7 separate regions of the Homo sapiens genome follow, and regions 1, 2, 3, 4, 6 and 7 are each linked to region 5. A link is a loop called in an ENCODE intact Hi-C map of the cell type or tissue named here. Cell type or tissue: heart right ventricle. All regions are shown on one strand. Region 1 overlaps LOC101927692 (a long non-coding RNA gene). Region 2 overlaps ABLIM1 (actin binding LIM protein 1). Region 3 has its middle 54 kb from the start of ABLIM1. Region 4 has its middle 36 kb from the start of ABLIM1. Region 5 overlaps ABLIM1 (actin binding LIM protein 1). Region 6 has its middle 35 kb from the start of FHIP2A. Region 7 overlaps ABLIM1 (actin binding LIM protein 1).

Region 1 (4,000 bases), 220 kb after region 5:
AATATTCTATTATTCCTACCATAATCTACAAGCCTAGATATTAGAAATAAGTAGAGATCATTTTAAAAATCAAGAGCATTTATCTTTTCAAGGATCTAAAGGACTTCCTATTGATAAGTTAGGTACTTAAGTAGACACATTAAGCTTCTGGTCCTATAAGCTTATTTCCCCTTTCAGGAGTACAGACAAGAGCAGATGACTGAATTGAAACACCATAGTGAAGCCCACAGTTTTGAAATCTTTTAAAAAATTAATGACAAAAATATACACATTTCTAGACAAACTCAACTCCGTAACTACTAAGCACTCTACTAATCTTTTAGAATTTTTTTTCAAATTCACATAAATAAAAGTGCTGCATAAAAAGATACGTAAAATCCTCAGTCTTTGGTAATGTCTAGGAAATTCTGGTTCTCAACACTGAAATAGGAAGAAAAAACTAGGAATATCAAATTAACAACATCTAGTATCAGCGGCCTTGTTTTCCACACTTTGTCATTACCAAATGCCTACCAAGATGTTTCTAAATGTATTGGAAATTCCAAGTTACTTATCAAGGCTATTTCCTTTCAATGCCATGTCTAAGCCATTCTCTCTCTCTTCTTAGCAAATCAATGATTGTGATGTCTATTACAATATTTGAAGGACTAATAACAGAAGTAGTAAAACAAAGTGGATGTGATCAGAATCAGACAGATTTGGGTAGAAATCAGGATCTGCCATTTACCAAGCTTAGCTCAGGCAAATTTTATAATCTCTCAAAACCTCAATTCCTTCATCTGTAAAATGGGGAGGTAATAACAATAGCTACTTGATTGAGTCATTGTGAGGATTAAATAATGTAACACATGTAAAGTACCTGACACCTAATAAACATACAATAACTGATATTTATTATTATAGATATTTTTCCCTCTACAAGATTAGTCAGACTTCAAACTGTTAAATGCAAGATGACCAACATGAAGTTTGAAGGGGAAATAAGACAACTGAATGAAATGTCTATAGCTGACTCCAAACCATCCTGCTTGAAACTGGGTTGAAGAAGAAATGTTTGAGAACTCAGTCCCATTCCAGGGCTTAGAGCCCCTTAGAATCTCTGGGGCCATCTTCATTTCACATCCTCAGATAAACCCGAGACCCTGGAATAGGAGGGGCCAGAGACTAAATGAAATTGTGTGACGGCCTAACAAACTTGATGCTTCCTAGGGCATACCGAGATTCCACATAGTTACTTGGCCCCTACAGTGTGCAAGGTTCTGCACTAACAGGTTTGGGTGCTGTAAAGCTGAATCAGAAGTGGACTCTGACCTCAGAGAGATTTACAACTTATAAGAGATATTCTCCATATGTTCCTTGTGGTACTTAGGACAGCGGTCAGCACTCAAAGCCTCAGTCTAAGAACATAGTTCAGAGATTGTTATGACTCCATCCATATACACACCAAGTCCCTTATGGTGTTATCTGTTCCATGCTCTTTTTTCGTTCTCTAATATACGTGAATAATTAGGCATGAATAGGCAGGTAGTATCTCAGAGCCCTATGTCACCTCTGCATCCTGGTATCTACAATATAAATTCTGTCATTCCACCAAGTCCTTTCCACCCCATTTCTAGGTACAGATCCAACCAACCATATCGCCAAAGCAATCATCAACAAAGATCAGAGTGCTTGAAAAGGAATTAAAACACTCTGGATAGAGATTACTCTATTCATTATATGCCCCAGGATGAACTCTGAAAAGCAGCGCTTAATTATCCAACACGTTATCAAATTCCTAAACTCCTTCCAAAAAGCAGGATTAAAGCTTCGGAGTTTAAAATAAAAAATAAAAAAACAACTCCGCAACTCCTCTTACAGGTTGCCTTCAGGGTATCAAAAGGGGTGGCACTTACTGCTTTGCAAATACACTTTCTAAAAATAATCAATATTTTCTTTAAATGCTTACGGCAAAGCAACCAATTCACTTCATTTTAATTGCTCGCAAGCTGCAGAATGACTTGATCTCTTTAATATTTCACTCATACTAGCAGCCACTGAGCTATGACTAACCCACTCTCCCCAGCATCGTCGCTGGCTCCAGATGGCAAGAAATACATTCCCTTTATTCTTGCCTGAAAAGCAATTCTGATTTTTTTTTCTTCCACCCATTTCACCTGCAGTAATTGTTTTACTCCAGAAAGAAAATGGGTGGGGAGTGGAAGGGGAGATTCATGCAGAGGGGAGTACAGGTGGGGAATTTACTTTTTTTTTTTTTAATGGGGTGTAAGCACTGCAGCTTTAAATCGTGCTGCCTCAAGCCCTGGATTTCTTCCATAGCCGAGCTGCAAAATGGTAACTAGAAAGGAGGAAAAAATACCTCTTCCTCCCTCCTGGCCAGCCCTTCCACAGCTCCCGGCAGGGCAGCCAGCGCGAGCCCATCCCCCACGCCTCCCAGCCCAGACGCGCGGCGGGCACAGGTGAGCGGGGCGCCGACTTTGGCCCTTAGGCTCGCCCACATCCGGGGATCAAGGTCAAGGGCGAGGGCTTCCTTCCCCTGCCCCCGGCCCCCGGCAGCCCCGAGCCCGGGGATCCGCTGCCAAAGTTTCAGGCCGGGCTGGGGCCGGCGCGGCTGTCGCAGCCCCCCCGCCCTCCCGCACCTGTTCGGCCCGCCGGGGTCAGTGGACGGTGCCCACCTGGTCCCCACTCACCTCTGGCGGACATGGTGCAGGCAGCGGGAGCCGGAGCTGGAAGGCGTTGGACAGCCCCGCAGGGCGCGGGGAAGAAGGCAGCCCCGGAGCGCCCGCCCGGCCCCGGCCCCCTCCGGCTCCCGGTGCGGGGACGCCGCCCGCAGGACACCTGGCCGCCCGCTCCGCGCAGCAAGGCCGACGGGCGGGGACGCAGCGGCCGCAGGGACCCGCCGGGCGCGGCAGCGCTGACACCCGCGGCCGCGCTGGGCGGGGCGCGCCTCCCCCGCCCCGAGCCGCCGGGGCCCACCCGGGTCCAGCAGCCGCTCTGCCGCGGCGCCGGGCGGGGCTCTGTCCCCGAGGAACGAGGGTCTGCGTCCTCCCCTCTCCCCGCCCGTCTTCTTAATAAGAAGAAAAATAACGTGGGTGCTCCGAATGGCTCTCCAGCTCTCTGGTCCCAGAGAGAGAAAGCAAGAAAGGGCCGTTCGTTCCTTCCCCTAAGTGATGCCCTTGACAGGAGAGCGAAGACCACGGTCGCCTGAGGGGGCTCAGCCCGCAGTCCACACGCGGGGACCGACCCACCAGCCCCTCCGAGTCGGCCAGGCTCTCGGAAAGCCTATGGGCGGGGTGGGATGGGGCGGGACTTTTCCTCCAGCGACCCTCGAGTCAGCGGGGGGCGTCAGGGTCCCCCCACCCAGCACCCGGTCTTGAGCCAACAGACACTCAAGGGAGGTCTGTGCATACACTTGATTTACTGCATCAACTCTGAAGAGTCGGGGCTGGGCCGGGCTGGTGACCACTCTGAACAAATCCCCTTTTTCTATATGTCAGGATAAAAAGGAGAAAATACAACAAAAACCTCTTAGTGCCCTGGAGGTTTATCAACTAGCGCTTGATGCTAATAAGCAACATAATAAAAAGCCACCAGATCTAGAAATTCTAACTAAAAAGGTGGGATTCCACTCTCACGCCCTGTCCTCTCTTCCTCTGTGCACTCTCAAAACAGATGTTCTATGGCCGGGTGTGGTGGCTCACTCATGTAATCCCAGCACTTTGGGAGGCTGAGGTGGACGGATCACTTGAGGTCAGGAGTTCAAAACCAGCTTGGCCAACATGGTGAAACACTGTCTTCAATGAAAAAAAAAAAAAAAAAAAAAAAAGCAAATTAGCAGGCCTTGGTGACCGGTGCTTGTAATCCCAGCTACTCGGGAGGTTGAGGTATGAGAATCGCTTGAGGTGGAGGATGCAGTGAGCCGAGATCACGGCACTGCACTCCAGCCTGGGTGACAGAGCAAGACTCCATCGAGATAAGAAAGAAAGAAAAAGAAAGAAAG
Region 2 (4,000 bases), 59 kb after region 5:
GGGATCCTGGATGGGATCCCAGAACAGAGAAAGAACATTAGGTAAAAACTACGGAAATCTGAATAGTGTGGACTTTAGTTCATAACAGTGTGCCAATACGGTCCAGTAATTATAACAAGTGTGTTACACCAACGCAAAATGTTACTAACAGGGGAAACCAAGTGTTGAGTATACAGGAAATACCTGTATTATCTTCTCAATTTTTTTTATTCACCTAAAATGGTTTTAAGAAAATAAAGCTTATAGGCCGGGCACCTTGGCTCATGCCTGTAATCCCAGAATTCTGGGAGGCCAAGGTGCGTGGATCATTTGAGGTCAGGAGTTCAAGACCAGCCTGGCCAACATGGTAAGACCCACCTCTACTAAAAATACAAAAATTAGCTGGGCATGGTGGCATGTGCCTGTAGTCCCAGCTACTTGGCAGGCTGAGGCAGGAGAATTGTTTGAACCCAGGAGGTGGAGGTTGCAGTGAGGCGCGATTGCACCATTGCACTCCAGCCTGGGAGACAAGAACAAAAGTCTGTCACCAAAATAAATAAATAAATAAGATGGCCGGGGGCAGTGGCTCATGCCTGTAATCCCAGCACTTTGGGAGGCCGAGGCGGGCGGATCACCTGAGGTTGGGAGTTCGTGATCAGCCTGACCAACATAGAGAAACCCTGTCTCTACTGAAAATACAAAATTAGCTGGGCGTGGTGGCGTATGCCTGTAATCCCAGCTACTCGGGAGGCTGAGGCAGGAGAATCACTTGAACCTGGGAGGCGGAGGTTGTGGTGAGCCGAGATCGTGCCATTGCACTCCATCCTGGGCAACAAGAGTAAAACTCTGTCTCAAAAAATAAATAAATAAACAAACAAACAAACAAAATAAAGCTTATTTTAAAAAGAAAAACAAAGGCTGGGCACGGTGGCTCACACCTGTAATCTCAGCACCTTGGGCGGCCAAGGCGGGTGGATCAACTGAGGTCAGGAGTTCCAGACAAGCCTGGTCAACATGGCAAAACCCTGTCTCTACTAAAAATGCAAAAATTAGCTGGGTGTGGTGGCAGGTGCCTGTTATCCCAGCTACTCAGGAGGCTGAGACAGGAGAATCGCTTGAACACAGGAGATGGAGGGTGCAGTGAGCCGAGATCGTGCCACTGTACTCTAGCCTGGGTGAGACTCTGCCTCAAAAAAAAAAAAAAGTTCCAAATAGCTCTCTCAGTCCCAAATCATCAAGCCTAAAGTTCTCTACCTAACTTCAGAGATCTTCAATAACATGGCTCATGTCAGCTTTTTAGGTGTTTAAGAAACAACTACCTCTGCTGAGTACTTATCCCTGTGCTAAGTGATGTGATCACAGACAGTCTGACTTTGCAGACCAAGCACTAAAATACTCTACTATTTATTTGTATTAATTTAGAAATCTCCCTTGAGCAAGGCCTTCTGACCACTTTCTGGTCTAGCATCTTCATTCTCGCCAGTGCCTTCACTCCCACTGTAACCTCACTTGCTGTGGTTTCTCTTCTCCCCATCTGTCTAAATCAAACTTGACCCATACGGCATAGCCCAGGTCCTGGCGCTTCTCTGAAGCTTTCATGCTGGCTTAGATTGAGAAAATATTTCCTTCTCCTCCATGTCCTCCAGCACTGAATATCTGTACCATCACCAATGTTTCTCTTGGTTTGTGTTTCTTTTGCTTTTATTTCATAATCCTGGCCCTACAAAACTGCAAGCTCAATGGTCAGTTCCTCCAAATGTCTGAAATAGTTCTGATATTGATTTCAAATATCAAATAGCCTGAGTTGTCATCTCTATACTTCTCAGTTCAATGTTTGGATTAGGGAAAATAGGGTTATCCCTAATAACACTATAGGGACATCTCCCATGCGAAGGTCCAGGGTCCTGAACTTCTGACATTTGCAAGAAATCACTCCAGAACACTACTATATTATTATAACAAGTAAAATGCACTGAATACTTAATGATGTTCCAGGCACTATAACAATTAATTGCTACTCACAATCAAAATAACTGCGTCACAATTGCCGTAGGAGGGACTGTTGCACAATTCCTGTTTTGCAGAGGAGGAAACCAAGGCTAAGAAGAGTTAAAAACCTTGTCCAAAAAGGTACAGCTAAGAAGAAACAGTCTTACTTTGGCCACATTTGGAAGCACTGTGTAAGGGATTTCCACAGGAAAAGATTATCTAGCATAGAAGGAAATCAAGCTAGTCTAATGTCCTCACTAGGCCCTGGGTGTATGGCTCAGAACTGGTGAATGCCCACCTGCGTCATCATTCCAAAAGCAACACCTGCTAGTCAATACGCAGATGAGGAACAATGCTTGAAGTACAAACAGAAATTCTTCCAGGCTGCAGCCATTTATGGGAGAAGAACATGTACAGAGTCAGGGTGAGATAGCAAGGAAACACGACACACCATTGGGAGGACCCTCTCGGCCACCTCCAGCCTGAGCAGAGGCCAGGATTGGAAATCTCTCTCTGGTTGAGACTGGTCTGGATTTGCAATCCTAAGATGCTCCTCTGTATGGTAAGGTTGACTTCTGCTTAAAGACAGGAGTCCTATTCTCATGGCAGTCTACGTTTGAGAGAGACTGCTTCATTACCTAGAATATTTTCTCTGCTTCTACCCCATTGGTTCCTACTGAATTGTAAACACATATCACAGAGATGTGCGCTCTCCCACCTCCTACTCCCTTTCTTTGTGCTAGACCGGCACTAGTATGGAGCCCAGAAAACAAGAAACTCAACAGTTTAAATAAATGCATAGAGTGCTTAATTTGCAGTTTACCTAAAGGCCCATTTCCTGCTGTGGCAAGTGGCAGCTACTTGAAGCTACATACACAGTTACCCAGTCATTAGTTGTCCAAAATGATCCTTCTCTTAAACTGGCTTCCACGACCTCATTTTCTTATACCATGTGAGTTCGGTAAACAGAATTATTAGTTGGCACAAACACTCCCGGGGGATGGGCAGTACAATGGTGGGCTTCCCTGCCACTTGTGGCTTTCACCAGTTAAGATACCCTGATACTGGCCGGGTGCGGTGGCTCATGTCTGTAATCCCAGCACTTTGGGAGGCCCAGGCAGGCAGATCACGAGGTCAGGAGTTAGAGACCAGCCTGGCCAACATAGTGAAACCCTGTCTCTACCAAAAATACAAAAGATTAGCCAGGTGTGGTGGCACACACCTGTTATTCCAGCTACTCAGGAGGCTGGGGCAGAAGAACCACTTGAACCTGGGAGGTGGAGGTTGCAGTGAGCTGAGATCGTGCCACCACACTCCAGCCTGGGGACAGAGCAAGACTCCATCTCAAAAAAAAAAAAAAAATAGATACCCTGATACTTGGCTGGGCATGGTAGCTCATGCCTGTAATCCCAACATTTTGGGAGGCCAAGGCGGGTGGATCACCTGATGTCGGGAGTCCGAGAACAGCCTGGCCAACATGGCAAAACCCCTTCTCTACTAAAAATACAAAAGTTAGCCAGGCATGATGGCAGGTGCCTGTACTCTAGATGGCAGCTACTCGAGAGGCTGAGGCAGGAGAATTGCTTGAACCCAGGAGGCAGAGGTTGCTGAGCTGAGATCACACGACTACACACTAGCCTGGGTGACAGGTGAGACTCTGCCTAGAAAAAAAAAAAAAAGATACTCTGATACTTCTGATACTTGATTTGCCTTTTCCGTGGCTACGTGATAGGTCCTTGCTATTCCTCCAAACATAAAAGACGCTGTCAGCAACCGTCAGCTGGACTCCTGATTATAGAAACAGCTTCTGCTCAAATCCAGTTAATCTGATTCCCCCAAGGCAAAGAGGTACTAGGATTATCATAATTCAGCCAGGAAATTTCCTCCTTATAAATCACTTGGCGCACTTGCCCTGATGTGCTGCACCTGCCTTCTCTATGTGAAGGTTAAGCTCAGAAAGGGATTTTAAAATTGGCTTGGTGCCTTTTCCTCCTCCTCCTAAAAGCATGACTCCTTTGACACACTCTTTGAC
Region 3 (4,000 bases), 160 kb after region 5:
ACTCCCACCATGTGCACACATGTGTACACACACATATTTACTTGGGCAAGAGTTGTCATGCAACTAAAATCTCCTATTCTTTGAAGTAAATGGTTACTCAGGTCCAAGATTTCCACTGGACTTGCTATCCACTTCTTTTACAGCTCAACTGCCCAACAGATCCAGAGTTAGAGTGACTCAGTAGGGCTTTGGCAACTATCAGAATTGTATTACAGTGCAATCTTTACCAGCCTCGGCAACATGGTGAAATCCCATTGTATTAATCTGTTCTCACACTGCTAATAAAGACATACCCAAAATTGGGTAATTTTAAAGGAAAGAGGTTTAATTGACTCACAGTTCGATAGGGCTAGGGAAGCCTCACAATCATGGCAGAAAAGCAAGGGATATCTTACATGGTGGCAGGCAAGACAGAATGAGAGACAAGCAAAAGGGGAAACCCCTTATAAAACCATCAGATCTCATGAGACTTATTCACTACCACGAGAACAGTATGGGAGAAACCATCCCCATATTAAATTATCTCCCACCAGGTTCCTCCCACAACATGTGCAAATTATGGGAGCTACAATTCAAGATGAGATTTGGGTGGGAACGCAGCCAAACCATATCACCCATCTCTACTAAAAACATAAAAATTAAACAGGCTTAGTGGCTTGCACTTGTAGTCCCAGCTACTTGGGAGCTGGGGTGGGAGGATTGCTTGAGCACAGGAGGTCAAGGCTGCAATGAGCCATGATGGTGCCACTGCACTCCAGCCTGGGCGACAGAGCCCACTGTGTCTCAAAAAATAAATAAAAATAAAATAAAGCAATCTTCACAGAACACATATTTTGGCTTTCCAGAAAGAAACACAAGGGACCATATTTGCACACTAAGTATTTGTGTTCCATTCGATCAGTAGAAAAGGCAAGGCTTTGGAGCATTTGCTTATCCCTCACGCATTCCAAAATCCCAAAGACATCTGATGGGTTCCACTCAAAGATGACCTATAAGCTCATGCCGGTTTATATGTGGGCCTAAGAAGGCCACTCCATGACTAGGACAATGTTCAGGATATTCCTACTCTTTTGAAGAATCTGTTGTCCCTGTATGTCTTCTGTTTCTGTCTGAAGATCTATGTTTTCCCCTATCAATCACAAGAACAAAAGTAGCAAAAGTCATCTTATTTCTGGTTGTTACACGTAAGGAACGGAATGGCTTCTGCTTTCCAGGCTCCCATTAGAAATTGTGTTTCACTAGGGGTTTGCATCATTTTCTTTTGCCATTTGTCTGCAGTCATCCCACTTCAACTTACCAAGAGCCCTCCTGTTGCTATACAATGGCTTTTATAGGGTACTGGGTATGTCTCAGAGCCTCTTCATCCATAACCTTCCCTTGTCTTTTGATGTTCAGTTTCCATGGTGACAGTGTTAAGACCATTGAGAAGCCAACTGTAAAGCTTATGATAGACCCAAATCTCACAGTCACAGACACCACTCTAACACCAGGCGTGCCAGCCCCCACGCTAAACCTGCATATCAGCCAGAGTCTTGGCAGGTGACAGATGTTACAATCAAACTGGAGAACTTGAAAAAGGTTTAACAAAGGGGATATTTACAAAGGTGTGGTCAGGGTTCAGGTAAACCCACAAGGGGCATGCACTACCCTGAGCCAGCAACAGTGGGGAGCTGTTGCTTACCCCTAGGCCTAAAGAGGCAAGGGGTGGAGTCGATGCTAGAACCTGAAGTGAGTAGCTGAGTGGAGAGGGAGGGGGGCTTGTCAGGACCTGTGGCCTTTCATAGACAGACAACCAACAGTGACCTGGTAGAGAAGGAGTCCAGGGAATAAATACCCCAACCACACTCTCCTCCCACCCTCAGATATCCTGCTAAGTGCCCCCCGCACCAACTGGGCCCAACTTGAAGCAGAAGTCAAGGGAGCCGTTGCTGTAGCCATCGGGGTTAGTCTCTAGGAGCACAGCAGGGCAAAGGGTGGAGAATGGAATCGGAGGAGCATGTGGAAAATATTCAGCATATCCTGCCTGGGGGTCTCCAGGGTGACAGGGAAAAGATTTTCATTACAAAGTACATTAATGGCTGGGCTCGGTGACTCACACCTGTAATCCCAGCACGTTGGGAGGCCAAGGTGGTTGGATCATTTGAGGTCTGGAGTTCAAGACCAGTCTGGCCAACATGGTGAAACCTGATCTCTACTGAAAATACAAAAATTAGCCAGGCATGGTGGTGGGCACCTGTAATCCTAGCTACTCGTGAGGCTGAGGCAGGAGAATCACTTGAACCCGGGAGGCAGGGGCTGCAATGAGCCGAGATCACGCCACTGCACTCCAGCCTGGGTGACAGAGCGAGACTCCGTCTCGAAAAAAAAAAAAAAAAAAAAAAAAGTACATGAATGCTATAATTAAAAGCCATAGTAGTTCCTTCATAAGACCTGAAAATTACAATATAGAGATAAAAGATGGTTTTCAAGCCAACATAATAAATGCATAAGAAGAAATTTAGGAACAAAAAAGACAACAGCCTATTATGGGCTACCCTCAGTTACATTAGCTGTATTTATCCAAGGTCACCTCCTATTTACCCAGCTCCCCGAAGCCATGCTGGCTTTCTTGGTTTGGTTTTCCTCTTCGTTGTCACCATATTGTGAGACATGCCTGCTAAGTGGATGGAAGAATTAGATGACAGTCTGAGGCTACTAGTGAAAACTTTCAGTGGTATATAGAACAACTCTGGTACAAAATGATCTATGACACGGGAATATTTGGAGTTTCTTCAAGTAATGTTGAACCTGCTCAGCAAAACTGTCAATGATTTTCTATAATTACTTCTTATTGATTACAAATAAAACCGTAGGGCAATGGATTGCCCCGACTTAGAGCTCCATCCATTAATGAAACACGCATCTTCATGGCCAGGCACAGTGGCTCACACATGTAGTCCTAGCTACTCAGGAGGACAAGATGGGAGGATCCCTTGAGCCCAGGAGTTCAAAGTTGCAGTAGCTATGATCATACTACTATACTCCAGCCTGACAGACAGAGCAAGACCCTGTCTCTTAAAAAAAGGAAAGAATATACATATTCTTGCCCGGTTATTTCTATAACATAGCTGGGCAGAATATGTTGATACGTGGTTCATGATTTAACAAGGAAGAGAGGAGCAGCTAAAGAGACATTATCCTGGTATGAGAAAATGCCTGGGAAGAAGGAATTCAATTGCTACTGTATTGTCCTCTTCCTAGAGCACATGGGTTATTTACCAAGGAAGCAGAAGAGCAGGAGGGAGGTCTTTGCTCTGGAACCAGGATAAATGGAATGGCAAAGATCCCACTTCTCATAAAATCCTTGCATTTAAGGGGAGCTATGTCCCTAAGAGACAGTGGAGCTGGGGTGGCAAATAGCATAGTTTTTAAGTTCACAGTAGTAAGATCCAACAATAAACTATACAACCCAGAGAAATCAAAACCAAGTGCAAGATGAAGAGAAAGGGAAAATCAAAAACAGGGATAGTCCGGAAGCTATCCCTCAGTGTTTTTCTTACCCAGTGAAGGGAATAAAAAGGCTTCTAACCTACCATTTCCTACCACTGGTATTTACTTAGAGAAAGCATAACATTTTCATTTGTGTTGGTCTTTTTTTAGTAGCACTAAAGAACTTTCAGGGAGTTACGGGCTGCTCCCCATTTCAATCAGCCAATTTCATTCAGTAGGATTGTTTCCCATCAGGAGGCAGCCTTAAAGAACACTTCACTCCTTTCGGTTACAGAATAATAAAAACAGTGAGGAATTCACATACATCTTTCTCTAAATGCAAACAATAGTAAGAGCTAAATATCACAGTTGTAGAGAACATCGTGCCTCCTCACTCAAAAAATTTACACAACAGATTGAATGGCAACGAAGAGGGAACCAAGTGAGACAAAAACGGGAAGCTGACTCCAACCCTGTCTGTGTTAACTGCATTCTGTACTGGGAAGGTGTTGAATTCACAGGGTCTACACAC
Region 4 (4,000 bases), 140 kb after region 5:
CCTGGCCAATATGGTGAAACCTCGTCTCTACTAAAAATAAAAAAATTAGCCGGGCGTGGTGGCGGGTACCTGTAGTCCCAGCTATTCAGGAGGCTGAGGCAGGAGAATTGCTTGAACCCGGGAGACAGAGATTGCAGTGAGCTGAGGTGGTGCCACTGCATTCCTGCCTGGGCAACAGAGCAAGACTCCATCTCACACACACACAAAAAAAATGCATTTAAACCTTGCAAAATAAATAAGTCAACACCAAGGACACCTTGCTGAATCATTTTAGGGTTTATAATAACCAGCCACTGGAGTTAGAAACAAAACTGCCTTTAGCAAATACTCCTCCCTAACACTGGCTTTCTGAAACCCCATGTTTTATTCCTTTGAGTGCACAGGCACAGTGTGGAGGCTAAAGGGAGGCTTCCTATTATCTAGGCCAGCTGTTTTCTAGCTAACAGAAGAAGGAGGCTGTGTTGGGATCGGTGAGGGATGCAGCGCGGGGAAGGCAGAGAGTTGGTTCTGGGTCCGACTTCCACCAAAGAAAATTCAGCTCTTATGCTTTATTTTCTGGGCTTCCAGGTGAGCCTTCATCTGAAGAAAGGGTTCCATAGCTAAAAATAAACACACATGTTGAAAAATCCCCAACCTACCCAATCCTTTCATTTTAAAAAGGAGGAAAATGAAGGCCTGTGAGTGTAAGTGACTACAGCAAGTGAGAGAATGAGTAGCCAAGGCAGGAGTGGACCAGCCACAGGCTCTGAGCAACATGCTCTCATGCGTGCACTCTCTCCAGATCGCCAAGTACATTGCCCCTACAGGACGTGTCCCTGTCATCCATCATAGGGTTCAGGTCTATCCCCTGCAGCTCTTCCTCGCACAGCGCACAGCCATATAAGCGCAGGCTTGCAGGTAGGGTGTTGTTGCTGATATAATTTTAAGCGTTTTTTCTTTCTTTCTTTTTATTTCTTTTTTTTTTTCTTTCAGAAACAGGGTCTTGCTCTGTCACTCAGGCTGGAGTGCAGTTGCATGATCATAGCTCACTGTAACCTTGAACTCCCAGGCTCAAGTGATCCTCCCACCTCAGCCTCCCAAACAGCTAGGACACAGGCACATGCTACCATGCCTGGCTGATTTTAAAAAAACTTTTTTTTTTTTTTTTGTAGAGATTGGGTTATTGCTGTGTTGCTCAGGCTGGTCTCGAGCTCCTGGCCTCAAGCCATCCTCCCGCCTTGCCCTCCCAAAGTGCTGGGATTACAGGCATCAGCCACCATGCCCAGTCTATTTTAATCATTTTTAAAGTACTAGACACAGAGGCCACAGGCAGAATAGTAGCAAAAGCCCTGCCTATGTAAGATGAAAAATAAAAATATTCTGAAGTTTTCAGAAGTCAGTACTCCAGAAGTAAATCAATAGAAAATAATATTCGGTTGATAAAAATTGAATTTATACTCAAATTGTGAAAGAAGCAGGTGGAAAGGATGTGAACACACCCTACAGGATCTGTCTGCTGGCTGTGACCTTCATTCTTACAGCCTTCACTCATAAGGTAGCAAACCACAGCTGAGCTGTGTGGGTTCTGGCCCGGGTGCCACTCTGAGAAAACATCACGGACTTCCTAGACTCTGCAGTCACTTGGGGTTGCATTCTGGATGAATGCCACAGTTGCTGGCTCCTGGAAGGGAGGCTCTACATTTTCTAAAATGTGACAAAAACCTAAAGGGGCATAACAAAAACTGGTAAGGGGGGTGCACTATGCCAGCTATCCCTGGGGATTCTCATTTACAAAAGGGCTCCTTTAAATAAACTCTTAAAATAGTCCTGGTTTACCACTCACTAGTTGGGTGATTTAGCAAGTTATTTTATCTATACGTATCTCCATATTCTCACCTGTAAGATGGGGATAATTATGATACCTACCTCATGGGATGTTGTGAAAATTTAAGGAAACAGTTCCTGATTCCTGACAAATATTAGTCATTATTGTTATTATTCTTTAAACAAGAAAAAAAAAGACATTAAGTACTAAATAGAGAGGCCAGGGGCAGGAAAGTAGCAAGAGCTGGGGAATTTGACATGAAAAGTCAAAATGAAATGTTTCTGAAGCTTAATGTAAGTTGATAGACAATAATAATTGGTTGATAAAAAGTGGAACTTACAGATTGGGATCATAGCTAGCTCTACCATCTTCTCTGGGACCTCGCCGCTCAAAACCCGGACATTGAGCCGCAGCAGCGCCCTCACCTGGGAACTTCTTAGAAATGCAGAATGTCAGCACCCAACCCGGACTCTCCAGGTACTGAATCAGAATTCGCATTTCAACAAGATTTCCGGGGAATTTATGTGCATGTTACAGTTAGAGGAAGCCTGCTTGATGGTATGTACTGAGAGTTTAGCATGTAGGTCAAAGGAACAAGACCTCATTCTCTAGTTACATCTCCATACATTATCCTAAATCTTACACTGCTTTCCATTAGCTAAATGGTCAACTAACCATCTGTTAAGCAGATGCCCCTTTAAGGGACAGCATAATACTTAAGTATCTAAAGCAACTAACTCACCTTTTGTTAGTAATTTCAATAATTTTAAAATATCATCATCAAGTGCTAACATTTATAGAGCCCTTAAAACATGCAGGAATCAACATAAGGTGCTCTCCATATGTTCTCATTTAATACTCACACCCCCCACTGGAGTAACCATTACTATCCCCATTTTATAGAGGAGAGAACTGAGGCTCAGAGAGGCTACATCATTTTCTCAAGACCAAATTAAATGGGGGAAAGAAGGCCTTTTTGAAATCCATTCTCTTTCTACAAATTCAAACCCCACTCCCACAACATCAAAATAATGTATCTGTGCACTGGGGAGCAGCAATAATTATCCCCCTTTTCAGATAAGGAAAACTGAGACACAGAGAGCCAATGAATTATACAAAGTCACTGACCTGAAACTTAGGTTAGAACTGGGTCCATTACAATTCAACAACTTTTTCAAATTAAAGAATTCTGCTGCTAGAAATGGCAATGATAATGCAATGGCATTGGAGACAATGCCATGGCATTTTATTTCTGTTGGAAATAAAACACATCCAACAGAAAGAAGGATTTCCATGTATGAAGCTTTGTACAACCAAACCAAGGCACCTCAAATTTTGATCTCTGATCGTAAGAGATTATGAGGATGTCAGTTTCTTTGGGAAAACAGAGTTTCCAGACTCTTATTGCCATCGCCCCATCAATGTGGCAACTGATGCTTATCCACACATCTCAGCTAGCATCCTACATGACATTACTTCTGCATGCCTGTGAAATTCTCCTAACTACAGCCTCCCTGATTTCCTCACTAGGTCTTTACCCAAGTTTGATATCCAAATAGTTTAGAACTTGGCAAGATGAGTCAAAAATCTTTCCTTGATAGCCCCAGTGTCTATGGAAAATCAGAGACACAGGTTTTAGGATCCAGTGATGAGGGCTCCTTGCCCAGGCTCCACCCAGGGAATGCCTCCCTCCTCCATCCCTGGAGAGGGCAGCAGGGAACAAAGCAGGATTTCTTGGCTAAAAATGCTATATTAGTTGCTAAGATGACAACAACAAAATACCACAGGCTATAGAAGTCCAAGACCAAAATGATGGCAGGTTTTGTTTCTTCTAAGCCCTCTCTTCTTGCTTGCAGATGACAGCCCTCTTGCTGTGACCTCACATGGATGAGCTTCATTGCACAGATGTGTCTGGTCTCTCTGTCTCTGTGCCCAGATTTCCTCTTCTTATAAGGACACCATTTGATATGGTTTGGCTGTGTTCCCACCCAAATCTCATCTTGAATTGTAGCTCCCATAATTCTCATGTGTTGTGGGAGGGACACAGTGGGAAATAATTGAATCATGGGGCAGTTTCCCCCATACTGTTCTCATGGTAGTGAATAAGTCTCATGGGATCTGATGGTTTTATAAGGGGTTTCTCCTTTTGCTTGGCTCTCATTCTCTCTTGCCTGCCACCATGTAAGACATGCCTTT
Region 5 (4,000 bases):
CTGATTATCGACTGCTTCATTCTGTTAGGGAAGTTGGGTATTAAAAAGAAACCAGAAGACTGTAAATTGGTGCAACCTTTCTGGAAAGCAACTTCAACAACTACAGACATTCCACATCAATGTACCTGAGAGAATGAAAGCAAGCACGTGTCAAGTTGGCCACGTGTTCCAAGCTGATCAGACAGAACACACACAGAATAAAGCCATGTCCTGGCAAGTCCACTTAGTGGCCAGGTTTGGACCAAGACAGAGTCCACTTGGTACACAAAGTGATGAAACAACCCCCTCTTCTGACCACATCCGTGACTGCCACTGCTTTTTCCTAATGACGCTTCTAGCCCAACTTTAATTCTCTGACCATCCAGAAAACCTTGAGACCCAATCGCTGACCTGGTCCTGCTTCTTGACAACACTTAACCTAGAACTGCTTCTAATCCTTTGAATCCTCTTTAAAATTACCTAGCACGTGGGCTGGGTGCGGTGGCACACACCTGTAATCCCAGAACTTTGGGAGGCCGAGGCGGATGGATCACCTGAGGTCATGAGTTCAAGACCAGCCTGACTAATGTGGTGAAACCCTGTCTCTACAAAATACAAAAAATTAGCCGGGCATGGTGGTGCACGCCTGTAATCCCAGCTACTCAGGAGGCTGAGGCAGGAGAATTGCTTGAACCTGGGAGGCAGAGGTGCAGTGAGCTGAGATCATGCCATTGCACTCCAGCCTGGGCAACAAGAACGAAGCTCCGTCTCAATAAATAAAGTAATTAAATAAATAAATAAAATTACCCAGCATAAGCCCAAATGCTGTGAAAACTCCTCCAAACTGCACCCAGAGTGGGCTCACAGTTCCTCTGGCTTCCCTCTTGCTGCAGCTAGTTTAACCCGTTCTTTTTCTTTTTTTTTAATGACAGGTGTATTTCTGGCGATCTTGGACAGTGGGTGTTCACATAACCTTGAGATCCAGTAATTATTTTATGTCTAAGATTTTATTCTACAAATATATTTGCAAAAGCACATATGTGCATGCATATGTTCCCTACAGCATTTCTCTAATAACAAAAACTGGAAATAGGCTATATGGACCATCAGTGAAGGGCCAGTTAAATAAATTATAGTATAGTTGATAATGGAATACTATGGGCTGTTCAAAAGAACGAGGCAGATTTGTGCTCTGGCATGGAAAGATGTTCAAAATAGATCAAGTAAAAAAAGCAGGCCATAGAACAGTAAGCATAGCATAAGCTCATTCATAAAAAAGTAGTAAAGAAAATGGTGTGTGTGTCCTAGTCCCAGAATAGAACATTTCTGGGGGAAAACATTAAAAATTCTTAAGAAACTTCCCTCTCTGGAGGAGGACTTTACTGTTTAACTTCACATCCTCTGTGTTGTTTGAATTTTTAAACCATGATAATGTAAAAAATTTGACTATTTATAAAATTTAAAAATATAAGTTCTGAATATTGCAAATTAGAATTTCTTAATGTATGGCCCATTATCTAGTACACATATGAGTGTGTATTAGATGGTCATATGCATATGAGTGTATATTAGATGGTCATAAAAGATTAAGCATTTTTTTAAAAGCTGGGGTTTATATGAATTCCAACATCTGACCAAAATTTTTATAAAAGGAATCTCACATCTGGTAGTTTACTATAAAGATAAAAATGGAAGGCCACGATATTAGTTTAAAAATATAATTTTTAAAGTTTAGGAGCACAGTATGGATGTAAGAAAACTGATAGTTTTTTTTAAAAAAAAGACTACTTTTAGAGCAGGTGTAGGTTCACAGCAAAATTGAGCAGAAGGTACGGAGATTTCTGATACAACCCCAGTCCCTCCCCGTGCACAGCCTCCCCCATTAGCAACATCCCCCACCAGAGTGGAACCATTGTTATAATTGATGAACTGACACTGACACATCATGATAGCCCAGAGTCCACAGCTTACATTAGGGTTCAGTCTTGATGTTGGACATTCTGAGTTTGGACAAAGGTAGTAATGACATGTACCCGCTCTTATAGTATCATACAGAGTAGTGTCACTACCCTAAAAACTCTCTGTACCCCATCTATTCATCCCTCCCTCCTCCTAACTCCTGGAAACCACTGATCTTTTCACTGTCTACATAGTTTTGCCTTTTCCAGGATGAAATGGACAATTTTTTAATCCAAGTCTAACTGAAATTTTTCTTTATTCTTCTAATTACATAATTCCCACTAGGTGGCAGCAAAGATTTTAATAATAAGGAAGATGCTGTTCAATAGAATTTTTAAAAGAGAAAATCAACTTTCAGAGATGGCTTTTCATTTCTACAAATGACAATGGATGGGCTCAGGGAGGTTGACAGAGCTGTTTGCAGTCTCTCTGCTGCACCAAAAGTGAGGTCCAGGGAGGTGGATGGTGTGGGGAAGGTAGGAGCAGCATGGGCATTGGTGTCAGGAAGACTCGGGCAAGTTACTCTCTCCGAACCCTCATTTCTTCATCTGTAAAATGCGGACAACAGCCATTGCCTAGGCTGCTATCAGGAAGAAAAGAGATCATGCACTGTAAAGTGTTTTGCATAATACAATGCTTGGTACATGTGAGCCACTCAATAGACTCCCTTTTTCCTCGGTTAGGAGCAGTTAGGTCTTGGGCTCTTTACAACCACCTCAGTGCCCAGACATCCCAGAGCTATGAAATAAGCAAAGACACAATTTGAAAATAAAGACCACTGTTAGGGGATAGAAAGTCTTGAGGGCTTGGCCTGCAGCCAATCAGAGGCTGAAGCGGAGTTACACTCTATACAAATGAAGGACTGGCCCACGGCCAATCAGAGGCTGAAGCGGAGTTACACTCTATACAAATGAAGGACTGGCCCATGGCCAATCAGAGGCTGAAGTGGAGTTACACTCTATATAAATGAAGGACTGGCCCAGGGCCAATCAGAGGCTGAAGTGGAAACTTGACCTGCAAACAATCAGAGACTGAAGTGAAAGATTGGCCCATGACCAACCAGAGGCTGAAGTTTTCCTTTTGATTTAATTCTAAGAAGTCAACTTCAGATTCGCCTTAGGCTCCCAGTCTCTAGACCCTATTTTCCTGCCTCACCACTATGATCATTCTGCACTGAGGGCTTTCTAGAATCAGGTACCACGTGAGGGCTTTGTAAACATGGTACCATTTAGTTTTCACAATCATTCTAGTCAAAGTGCCTTGCAGACTGGAAGCTCTCTGACTTCACAGGTGGTATCTATACCATTGAGCTCCTCCATGCCCTGCACGGTGCCTCATGGGGGACAGCCACTCTACATGTTTTATAGAAAAATATTCACTGAATGCTTACCAGCCAGCTGGTAAGGTTGGGCTGCAAATAAAGGCTAAGGTTAGGCCTCCTTCCTGCCAATCCCTATGATACACATCAAGCAAATCAACAAAGAGCACCTCCTAGATAAGGGAATACCAGCCCACGTGAGAATCCTGACCCGAAGTATTCTGGTATATTTCACAGAGCCTACCCACTCCTGTCTGGACAAAGCCATGGTCTTCACTCAAGCCTGACACTGTGCTGGAGAGAGTGGAAAAGATGCAGAGACAAAAGATTCATGCTGGATTGCTCACTCCTTCCACGCTCACTCCAACTAAGCTCTTTCATAAAGAACAAAATGTCCTACTCTGTATCTTCATGTTTTTCAGCTGTTGAGAAAATTGTTTCCAAATCACTGAAGCAGCTGCTGATAAATATAGAAAGCTGGTGATTGGCATTGGAATTATTGCCAACGTCAGAAGTAGGTGAATATGCAGTGGCATCGAGGAAATAAAACCCATGAGGAACTTGCCAGTGTCCTACCCAGGAAAAATAATGACCTAACATGGAAAAAAAAAAAAAAAAAGAGAAAAGCCTGACCTTAAACACTTGACCCTGAGCCCTTCACTCTTGGCATCAAAAGCCAGAAAAAAGCAGGGATTTGGCTACTCACGTCCAGGTTAAATTAACATCCATCTACATAGCCGCTTC
Region 6 (4,000 bases), 240 kb after region 5:
AAAGTTTATTTTTCAGATTAATATTTAAACTTCCATCCTATTTTACAGTTTATAAATCAACACACATTAAAATATCTGTGAACTAAAACACCTAAAGGTGCTACCTTCGAAACTCATGTTCATAGATTCTAACTCCTAGGTGGCTTCTCAACATCAGATGTGGGAAGGCACTGTGTCCTGTGTTTTGTGTAGTACTGAGTACACTGTCACAGCTCAAAAGACAATGAATAATGGTATGAAGTGATGTAACTTTCTTTTAAAAGATTGAAGTCTCTTGTATTGAAATTCAAAAGGAATTATAGTTATTCTTTTTAGAATCCAGTATGTAATAATGGAATAAGTTACTTAAAGACTTTATTGGATCTCATGGGGATGTTTTTTTCCTTTGGCTTTGTAAGAAAACAAATCTGTGATAAGAATAGCATTCTTAGTATAATGGGTAGGGGGGCATGGGTGTAGATGAAATAGATAATTGAGGTCCTATTTTTACATAATTCTATATTATTCATGTATAAATACAACTATAAGGTTACAATTATCTTTTTGGATTATAATTTTATATTATTATAATAGTTTTGAGTGAATATAAAATCTCATACTAATGGAAACAGTTTTTGTTTGTTTGTTTGTTTTGTTTTTGTTTTGAGACCGATTCTCGCTCTGTTGCCCAGGCTAGAGTGCAGTGGCACGATCTCAGCTCACTGCAACCTCCACCTCTTGGGTTCAAGCCATTCTCCTGCCTCAGCTTTGCGAGTAGCTGGGATTACAGGTGCATGCCACCACACCCGGCTGATTTTTGTATTTTTAGTAGAGATGAGGTTTCACCGTGTTGGCCAGGCTGGACTTGAACTCCTAATCTCAGGTGATCCACCCGCCTTAGCCTCCCAAAGTGCTGGGATTACAGGCATGAGCCACCGCACCTGGCCAGAAATAGTTTTATAAGAGTATCAATATAATTATTTCTTTTTATTCTTAATACCTGCATCTAGCAGAATTACATTCAGTTTTTTAAAAGAGATTTATTGCTATTTGAAAAAGAGAGAAAAGTAAATTATTTGCAGATCATTTAATTGTCTACTGGAAAATCCAAGAGTATTTATGGTAATACTATTTGAACTAACAGAGTATGGTCTGAAACAAAAACATACAAAAATCAATAGCTACTTACACAGCAAAAGTAGTCTGTTAGAAAATATGAGGGGAAAAGACCCCATTTACAATATCATGAAAAGCTACAAAATACCTCAAAATATCCATAAAGTATAAAAGCACTGTACTTCACTAGAATGAGCTATCTAGATTTGAATATTCGATAGTAAGTTGTATAAAAGATGAGGACTGAATTATATTTAGTTTTGAGCACCTTCAAATTTATTTTTATTTTATGTAAACATTTATATAATTTTAAGAGCCTTATTAATAGATGGATTAAACAGTATTAAACTTGTACAGCACAATATTAAACACATTTGTCATAGGTCTCTTGAAATTATTTGATAAGACTGCCACCTACAGGTGGCAAGAAAAGCAGAGGGGCACTGAAATGTATTTACCACTGACCATGTATCATCATCAGGCATTACATTAAGAAATCTGGTTGGCCAGGCTGGTCTCCAGCTCCTAACCGCGAGTGATCCGCCAGCCTCCGCCTCCCGAGGTGCCGGGATTGCAGATGGAGTCTCCTTCACTCAGTGCTCAATGGTGCCCAGGCTGGAGTGCAGTGGCGTGATCTCGGCTCGCTACAACATCCACCTCCCAGCAGCCTGCCTTGGCCTCCCAAAGTGTGGAGATTGCAGCCTCTGCCCGGCGGCCACCCCGTCTGGGAAGTGAGGAGCGTCTCTGCCTGGCCGCCCATCGTCTGGGATGTGAGGAGCCCCTCTGCCTGGCTGCCCAGTCTGGAAAGTGAGGAGCGTCTCTGCCCAGCCGCCATCCCATCTAGGAAGTGAGGAGCGCCTCTTCCCTGCCGCCATCCCATCTAGGAAGTGAGGAGCGTCTCTGCCCGGCTGCCCATCGTCTGAGATGTGGGGAGCGCCTCTGCCCTGTCGCCCCGTCCGGGATGTGAGGAGCGTCTCTGCCCGGCCGCCCCGTCTGAGAAGTGAGGAGACCCTCTGCCTGGCAACCGCCCTGTCTGAGAAGCGAGGAGCCTCTCCGCCTGGCAACCGCCCTGTCTGAGAAGTGAGGAGCCTCTCTGCCCAGCAGCCGCCCCGTCTGAGAAGTGAGGAGCCCCTCCGCCCGGCAGCCACCCCGTCTGGGAAGTGAGGAGCGTCTCCACCCGGCAGCCACCCCGTCCGGGAGGGAGATGGGGGGGTCAGCCCCCCGCCCGGCCAGCCGCCCCATCCGGGAGGTGAGGGGCGCCTCTGCCCAGCCGCCCCTACTGGGAAGTGAGGAGCCCCTCTGCCCGGCCAGCCGCCCTGTCCGGGAGGGAGGTGTGGGGGTCAGCCCCCCGCCCGGCCAGCCACCCCGTCCGGGAGGGAGGTGGGGGGTCAGCCCCCCGCCCGGCCAGCCGCCCCGTCCGGGAGGTGAGGGGTGCCTCTGCCCGGCCGCCCCTACTGGGAAGTGAGGAGCCCCTCTGCCCGGCCAGCCACCCCGTCCGGGAGGGAGGTGGGGGGGTCAGCCCCCCGCCCGGCCAGCCGCCCCGTCCGGGAGGTGAGGGGAGCCTCTGCCCTGCCGCCCCTACTGGGAAGTGAGGAGCCCCTCTGCCCGGCCACGACCCCGTCTGGGAGGTTTACCCAACAGCTCATTGAGAACGGGCCATGATGACAATGGCAGTTTTGTGGAATAGAAAGGGGGGAAAGGTGGGGAAAAGATTGAGAAATCGGATGGTTGCCGTGTCTGTGTAGAAAGAGGTAGACATGGGAGACTTTTCATTTTGTTCTGTACTAAGAAAAATTCTTCTGCCTTGGGATCCTGTTGATCTGTGACCTTACCCCCAACCCTGTGCTCTCTGAAACATGTGCTGTGTCCACTCAGGGTTAAATGGATTAAGGGCGGTGCAAGATGTGCTTTGTTAAACAGACACTTGAAGGCAGCATGCTCGTTAAGAGTCATCACCACTCCCTAATCTCAAGTACCCAGGGACACAAACACTGCGGAAGGCTGCAGGGTCCTCTGCCTAGGAAAACCAGAGACCTTTGTTCACTTGTTTATCTGCTGACCTTCCCTCCACTATTGTCCTGTGACCCTGCCAAATCCCCCTCTGCGAGAAACACCCAAGAATGATCAATAAAAAAATAAAAAAAAAAAAAATAAATAAATAAATAAATAACTCAACCCAAGTTACACAGCTAGTAGCAGAGCTGTGAGTCAACTCCAAAAAAAAAAAAAAAGAAAGAAATCTAGTAGGGACTGGGCAAGGAGGCTCACGCCTGTAATCCCAGCACTTTTGGAAGCTGAGGGGGACGGATCACCTGAGGTCAGGAGTTTGAGACCAGCCTGACCAATATGGTGAAACCCCGTCTCTACTAAAAATACAAAAATTAGCTGGGCGTGGTGGCGTGTGCCTGTAATCCCAGCTACTACAAAGGCTGAGGCAGGAGAATCGCTAGAACCTGGGAGGTGGAGGTTGCAGTGAGCCGAGATTGCCCCACCGCACTCCAGCCTGGGTGACAGAGTGGGACTCCGTCTCAAAAAACAAACAAACAAACAAACAAAACAAAACAAAACCTCATAGGCTTGCCAGATAAAATACAGGAGGCTCACGTAAAGTTGAATTTCAGTTAACAACTAATACTTCTTAGGTAAGTATGTACCAAATATTGCATAGAATACACCAGTACCAAAAAATTATTCATTGTTTATCTGAAATTCAAATTTAACTGGGCATTCTGTAGTTTTATTTGCTAAATCTGGCAACCCTTAAAAATGAAGATAATGGCCAGGCACAGTGACTCATGCCTGTAATCCCAGCCCTTTGGGAGGCCGAGGTGGGCGGATCACGAGGTCAGGAGCTCAAAACCAGCCTGGTCAATATGGTGAAACCCCACCTCTACTAAAAATACAA
Region 7 (4,000 bases), 72 kb after region 5:
TGTATTTTTAGTAGAGACGGGGTTTCACCATGTTGCCCAGGCTGGTCTTGAACTCCTGACCTCAAGTGATCCGCCCACCTCAGCCTCCCAAAGTGTTGGAATTACAGGCATGAGCCACTGTGCCTGGCCACACACAATATTTTTTAAAGAGAAAGTGAAATCATTTGCCAATATTTAAACATCTGGAGATTTTACATAAAAATCCCTATTTCCAGCTGCTCTTGAAAACTGCAAGGCCTGGCAACTTGACCTGCATCCCTCCGTGGAACCTAGGATGAAGGACAAAGTAACTCTTCCCTTTAGGGAGGGCCATGCTCTGTAGTTTGCCCCAGGCTCCACTCAGGTCACCTGCCTGATTCTCGGGGCATCCATACGTCTGACCCCAGTTCTAATCATCCTTAGCTCAATGTGACCCACAAAACCCCCCTACTTACCTCTCCTTATGTCCATTGCTGTATGATGTGGCCAAAATGCTAAACTGAGCTGCTTGCATCTCCTCAGACAGGAGGCATACTTTATTGCTTCTGTTTTACCCACTTGAGTCCCTTTCTCGCCATCCTCTTTTTATCCACTATTGCATTCCTGTTCATCCTTCAAAGCCCAATCTTCCATGACCATCCAATAGCATTCATCACTTTCTGTCCTGCAGTCCCATATTACTTTCATAGTTCCCCTTTGAGTACATTTCACATTGTATCATAATGACTTATCTATGTGTGTCTGTTTCTTGCTAGAAAGTGAGTGCTTTCAGGTCAAGAACTGCATTTTATGTGTTGCTATATCTAGATGGCTTATCTCATATTAGAGTCTAAAAAAAATTTCCCAAATAAGAATAACCATCTCCCCGACCCATACACCTCATTCATTCACTTATTAGTTCATTCAACATTCACTGAGTGCTTACTATGGAGCAGACACTGTGTAATGAATATAGGTTGAATCAAACACCATCCCCAACATTAAGAAACCTACAGAACTCCTCAAATACCAATCTTAAATGCCCCCTTTTCCATAAAGCCTTTTCTGATTCCCTTGGGACTATAGCTCTTCCTTCCTTAGAACCCCCATAGAAGATTGTTCACCCCCATTCTATCACCTGGTGTCCCCTCCATTTTGCATTCTCCATCAGCATCCCTCTCAACACCTGCTAACCCATTCATCCACTAAATGTAGGATCTTTCCAGTGTGTCGAGTTATTCTCGAAGTGCCTCACAGATAAGAGACCTCAAGAAAATTGTAATGTGATCAGGCCGCTACTAGAAGCCCTTCGCTATGGCTCATTGCTATTTCTGAGTTTTAGGCTAGGACCTCTACACATGCCAGAAGTGGTAGCATTTTCCAGGTAAGCAGGGACAGAGGGGCATCCAATCCTTCTTTAGTGCTCAGCATAACTGGGCTCTCGTCCTGCGGACTCCAATCCCCATCAGTCCTAAAACTGCTCCTTGATGGCCATTCAGAAGGTGTCCCTCAAGTGGCACATGGCAGCAGTCCAGTAGACACCCACCTAGCTCATGTGTCACTATGAGATGGTCCATGGACCCAGGCACCCATAGCCCCTATCATTTTTCCAGGAAGGGAGTACTCAGCCTTCTCTCCCATTCCCCATCAGATACTCCAATGAGGAACAACCTTGCCACCTTTTCCTATCATCCACTTTTCTTTTTCTTTTTTTTTTTTTTTTTGAGACAGGGTCTCACTCTATTGCCCGGGCTGGAGTGCAATGGCACGTTCATGGCTCATCGCATCCTCGACCTCCAGGCTCAGATGATCCTCCCACCACTGCAGCCTCTTAAGTAGCTGGGACTACAGGCACACACCACCATGCATGGCTAAATTTTTGTCGGGGGATGGGGGGAATTTTGTTTTTTGGAGAGACAGGGTCTCACACTTCCGAGCTCAAGTGATCTGCCTGCTTTAGCCTCCCAAATTGCTGGTATTATAGGTATAAGCCACTGTGCCTGACCCACTTTTCTTAATTCTTCTTAAACTTTTCCCTTCTCATGTTTCAAATAGAGAACAACAGAAATAAACAGAAGAAAAAATACAGACTACTAGAACATAGACAGAATGCAGTTGACTCTTGAACAACACGGGTTTGAACTGCACAGATCCCCTTGCACACAGATTTTCTTCTACCTCTGCCACCCCTGAGACAGCAAGACCAAACCCTCCTCTTCTTCCTTCTCCTCACCTGCTCAGCATAAAGACAAGGAGGATAAAGGCCTTTATGATGATCTACTTCCACCAAATGAACAGTAAATATTGTACAGTGGTAGTAAATGAAACACTCCAAGCCTAAACAACATATTTCAATTCCTCAAAGATTAAAGAGGGAGTGGTAGCCTTTGTGAGCCAAGATAGCTGATTAACTCTTTTCCCTTTTTTTCGTTTGTTTTCTGAGACAAGGTCTGGCTCTATTGCTCAGGCTGGAGTGCATGGCGATCTCAGCTCACTGCAACCTCTGCCTCCTAGGCTCAAGCCATCCTCCCACCTCAGCTTCCTGAGTAGCTGAGACTACAGGCATGCATCACCATGCCTGGCTAATTTTTGTATTGTTAATGAACTTTTACCCAAAAATTCCAAATAGCTCTATGATTCCAGGTAAACATGCTCATCTAAGTCTTGGAAACATAGGAGTGATGCCTGCAGAATATGCACACCTGTGCCTTCATTCTGAATTAATGTTGCCTTCTCCAAGTCACGCTGAGCCCCAACTCGCCCCCATGAAAAAGTAACTTAAACTTCCTGCCAACCTTTGCTCCCAGTATCATATACTGACAGCAGTTTCTTGGCCACTGGGATCTCACAGGTCTGCTTCATTATGAAACATGGCTTTGTTTCATCCTGCTGGAGAGCCAGAGTGACAGTGATGTTCTTTACCTTCTTTTTGCCATCTGTGCATGGTGAGCCAGATGATATTTGCAAAAGGGAATGAAGAAGCTACTTCTATAAAAATTTTGACTTACCCACCTGTAGGGCTGGTCATTTTACCCACAGAAACGACAGATTACCTGCACAGTGTCAAAATGTGGTCCCTGAATCAAGAACATCAACATTATCTGGGAAGTGTTAGAAATGCAAAATCTCAGGCCTTCTCCCAGACCTACTGAATCAGAAACTCTGAGGGCAGGGCCCAGAAATCTGTGTTTTCACAAGCCTTCCAGATGATTCTGATCCCAGTTGAAATTTGAGAAGCACTGTCCTAGACAGTAATTTCCTTAGAAGTATTAAAAAAGCCAGGATCTTCATAGTTAAATGCAAGTATTCAAACAAGCCAGCCTGTTTGATTGCAACAGGGACACACAAACTCACCCCTGTTCCACCCCCAGGGGACACTGGACCATAATAACATTAATTATGTCAGTCTGAGCACAAATACAATGTTTCAGAGAAAAGAGGTCATGCATAACAAATTTTCGCTCTCCCCACTGTTAACAAAATTTGCCCTTGAATACACAGCTCCTGCCAGTTTGGGATAAACATACCTCTCGGTATGAGTCACCATCAGACAAACACACAATGAAATAGGAAGCTGGGCTGGTTTTTACTGTGGTGCACCCAGATCAAACTCAACCACAATGGGAAGAAATCCTGCACCACTCACTGATCACTGAACCTTCTGAAAAGTTCTCTGGCTCTTTAATGCTGGCTCAGGAAAACACTCAGCACTTTGACTTTGGCATAGGAGAAGCCAACAATACCAGGATCCTCTTTCTTGACCCCTAGGGCTGTGAATGCGATGGCAAAGAGGGCCACCTCCTCAAAATGAATCAAATGCCAAGATATGCTTCTTGGTGGGGTGAGTCTCTTGCAGTACATCTTCTGCAGGAATTTGGAAAAGTCAATTTGTCGTTCTTTAAAAGAAACTCTCTGTGATGCAACACAAGTTGTTCATCCTTCCTGGTCATTTGGCCTGGCATGGGAAAGGCAAGAAGCAATACCACCTCCAAAGTCTGACAGTAGCTAACAGTAGATGAGGCCCAACCTCCATTTCAGATGC

The links. Hi-C counts contacts between places; a loop is a spot of excess contacts. Peaks named below come from ENCODE experiments on the same cell type or tissue, not always from the same donor. Only the 100,000 strongest peaks of a DNase experiment are listed, where the experiment ranks them.
Region 1: a loop joins it to region 5, with 4 times the contacts of the local background. A loop is called at or near these places in 12 of 110 quality-filtered maps.
Region 2: a loop joins it to region 5, with 2.0 times the contacts of the local background. A loop is called at or near these places in 15 of 110 quality-filtered maps.
Region 3: it touches region 5 in a loop (4-fold over the local background); 61 of 110 quality-filtered maps call a loop at or near these places.
Region 4: a loop joins it to region 5, with 3 times the contacts of the local background. A loop is called at or near these places in 85 of 110 quality-filtered maps.
Region 6: a loop joins it to region 5, with 5 times the contacts of the local background. A loop is called at or near these places in 97 of 110 quality-filtered maps.
Region 7: it touches region 5 in a loop (2.2-fold over the local background); 32 of 110 quality-filtered maps call a loop at or near these places.

The regions. Positions count from the first base shown.
Region 1 is chr10:114,765,371-114,769,370 of GRCh38, forward strand. The region is part of intron 1 of LOC101927692 (a long non-coding RNA gene); the gene reads left to right. It also overlaps a transcript of ABLIM1 not described here. Among named protein-coding and RNA genes, the nearest start is that of FHIP2A, 54 kb to the right of the region's middle. In heart right ventricle, no CTCF peak of the experiment used is centred here; a DNase peak (open chromatin) is centred at 2,443; H3K4me3 peaks cover 2,984 bases; H3K27ac peaks cover 3,319 bases.
Region 2 is chr10:114,607,838-114,611,837 of GRCh38, forward strand. All of the region lies in intron 1 of ABLIM1 (actin binding LIM protein 1), which reads right to left. Among named protein-coding and RNA genes, the nearest start is that of ABLIM1, 48 kb to the right of the region's middle. In heart right ventricle, no CTCF peak of the experiment used is centred here; a DNase peak (open chromatin) is centred at 2,317; H3K27ac peaks cover 4,000 bases.
Region 3 is chr10:114,709,995-114,713,994 of GRCh38, forward strand. It overlaps a transcript of ABLIM1 not described here. Among named protein-coding and RNA genes, the nearest start is that of ABLIM1, 54 kb to the left of the region's middle. RefSeq lists an enhancer at 1,770-2,269. In heart right ventricle, a CTCF peak has its summit at 1,669; no DNase peak of the experiment used is centred here; H3K27ac peaks cover 4,000 bases.
Region 4 is chr10:114,692,696-114,696,695 of GRCh38, forward strand. It overlaps a transcript of ABLIM1 not described here. Among named protein-coding and RNA genes, the nearest start is that of ABLIM1, 36 kb to the left of the region's middle. In heart right ventricle, CTCF peaks have their summits at 2,230 (motif pointing left) and 3,487 (motif pointing right); no DNase peak of the experiment used is centred here; H3K27ac peaks cover 4,000 bases.
Region 5 is chr10:114,548,634-114,552,633 of GRCh38, forward strand. The region is part of intron 4 of ABLIM1 (actin binding LIM protein 1); the gene reads right to left. Among named protein-coding and RNA genes, the nearest start is that of ABLIM1, 110 kb to the right of the region's middle. In heart right ventricle, CTCF peaks have their summits at 289, 491 and 2,225 (motif pointing right); DNase peaks (open chromatin) are centred at 278 and 2,868; H3K4me3 peaks cover 1,501 bases; H3K27ac peaks cover 4,000 bases.
Region 6 is chr10:114,785,103-114,789,102 of GRCh38, forward strand. It overlaps a transcript of ABLIM1 not described here. Among named protein-coding and RNA genes, the nearest start is that of FHIP2A, 35 kb to the right of the region's middle. In heart right ventricle, a CTCF peak has its summit at 1,509 (motif pointing left); no DNase peak of the experiment used is centred here.
Region 7 is chr10:114,620,583-114,624,582 of GRCh38, forward strand. All of the region lies in intron 1 of ABLIM1 (actin binding LIM protein 1), which reads right to left. Among named protein-coding and RNA genes, the nearest start is that of ABLIM1, 36 kb to the right of the region's middle. In heart right ventricle, no CTCF peak of the experiment used is centred here; no DNase peak of the experiment used is centred here; H3K27ac peaks cover 3,820 bases.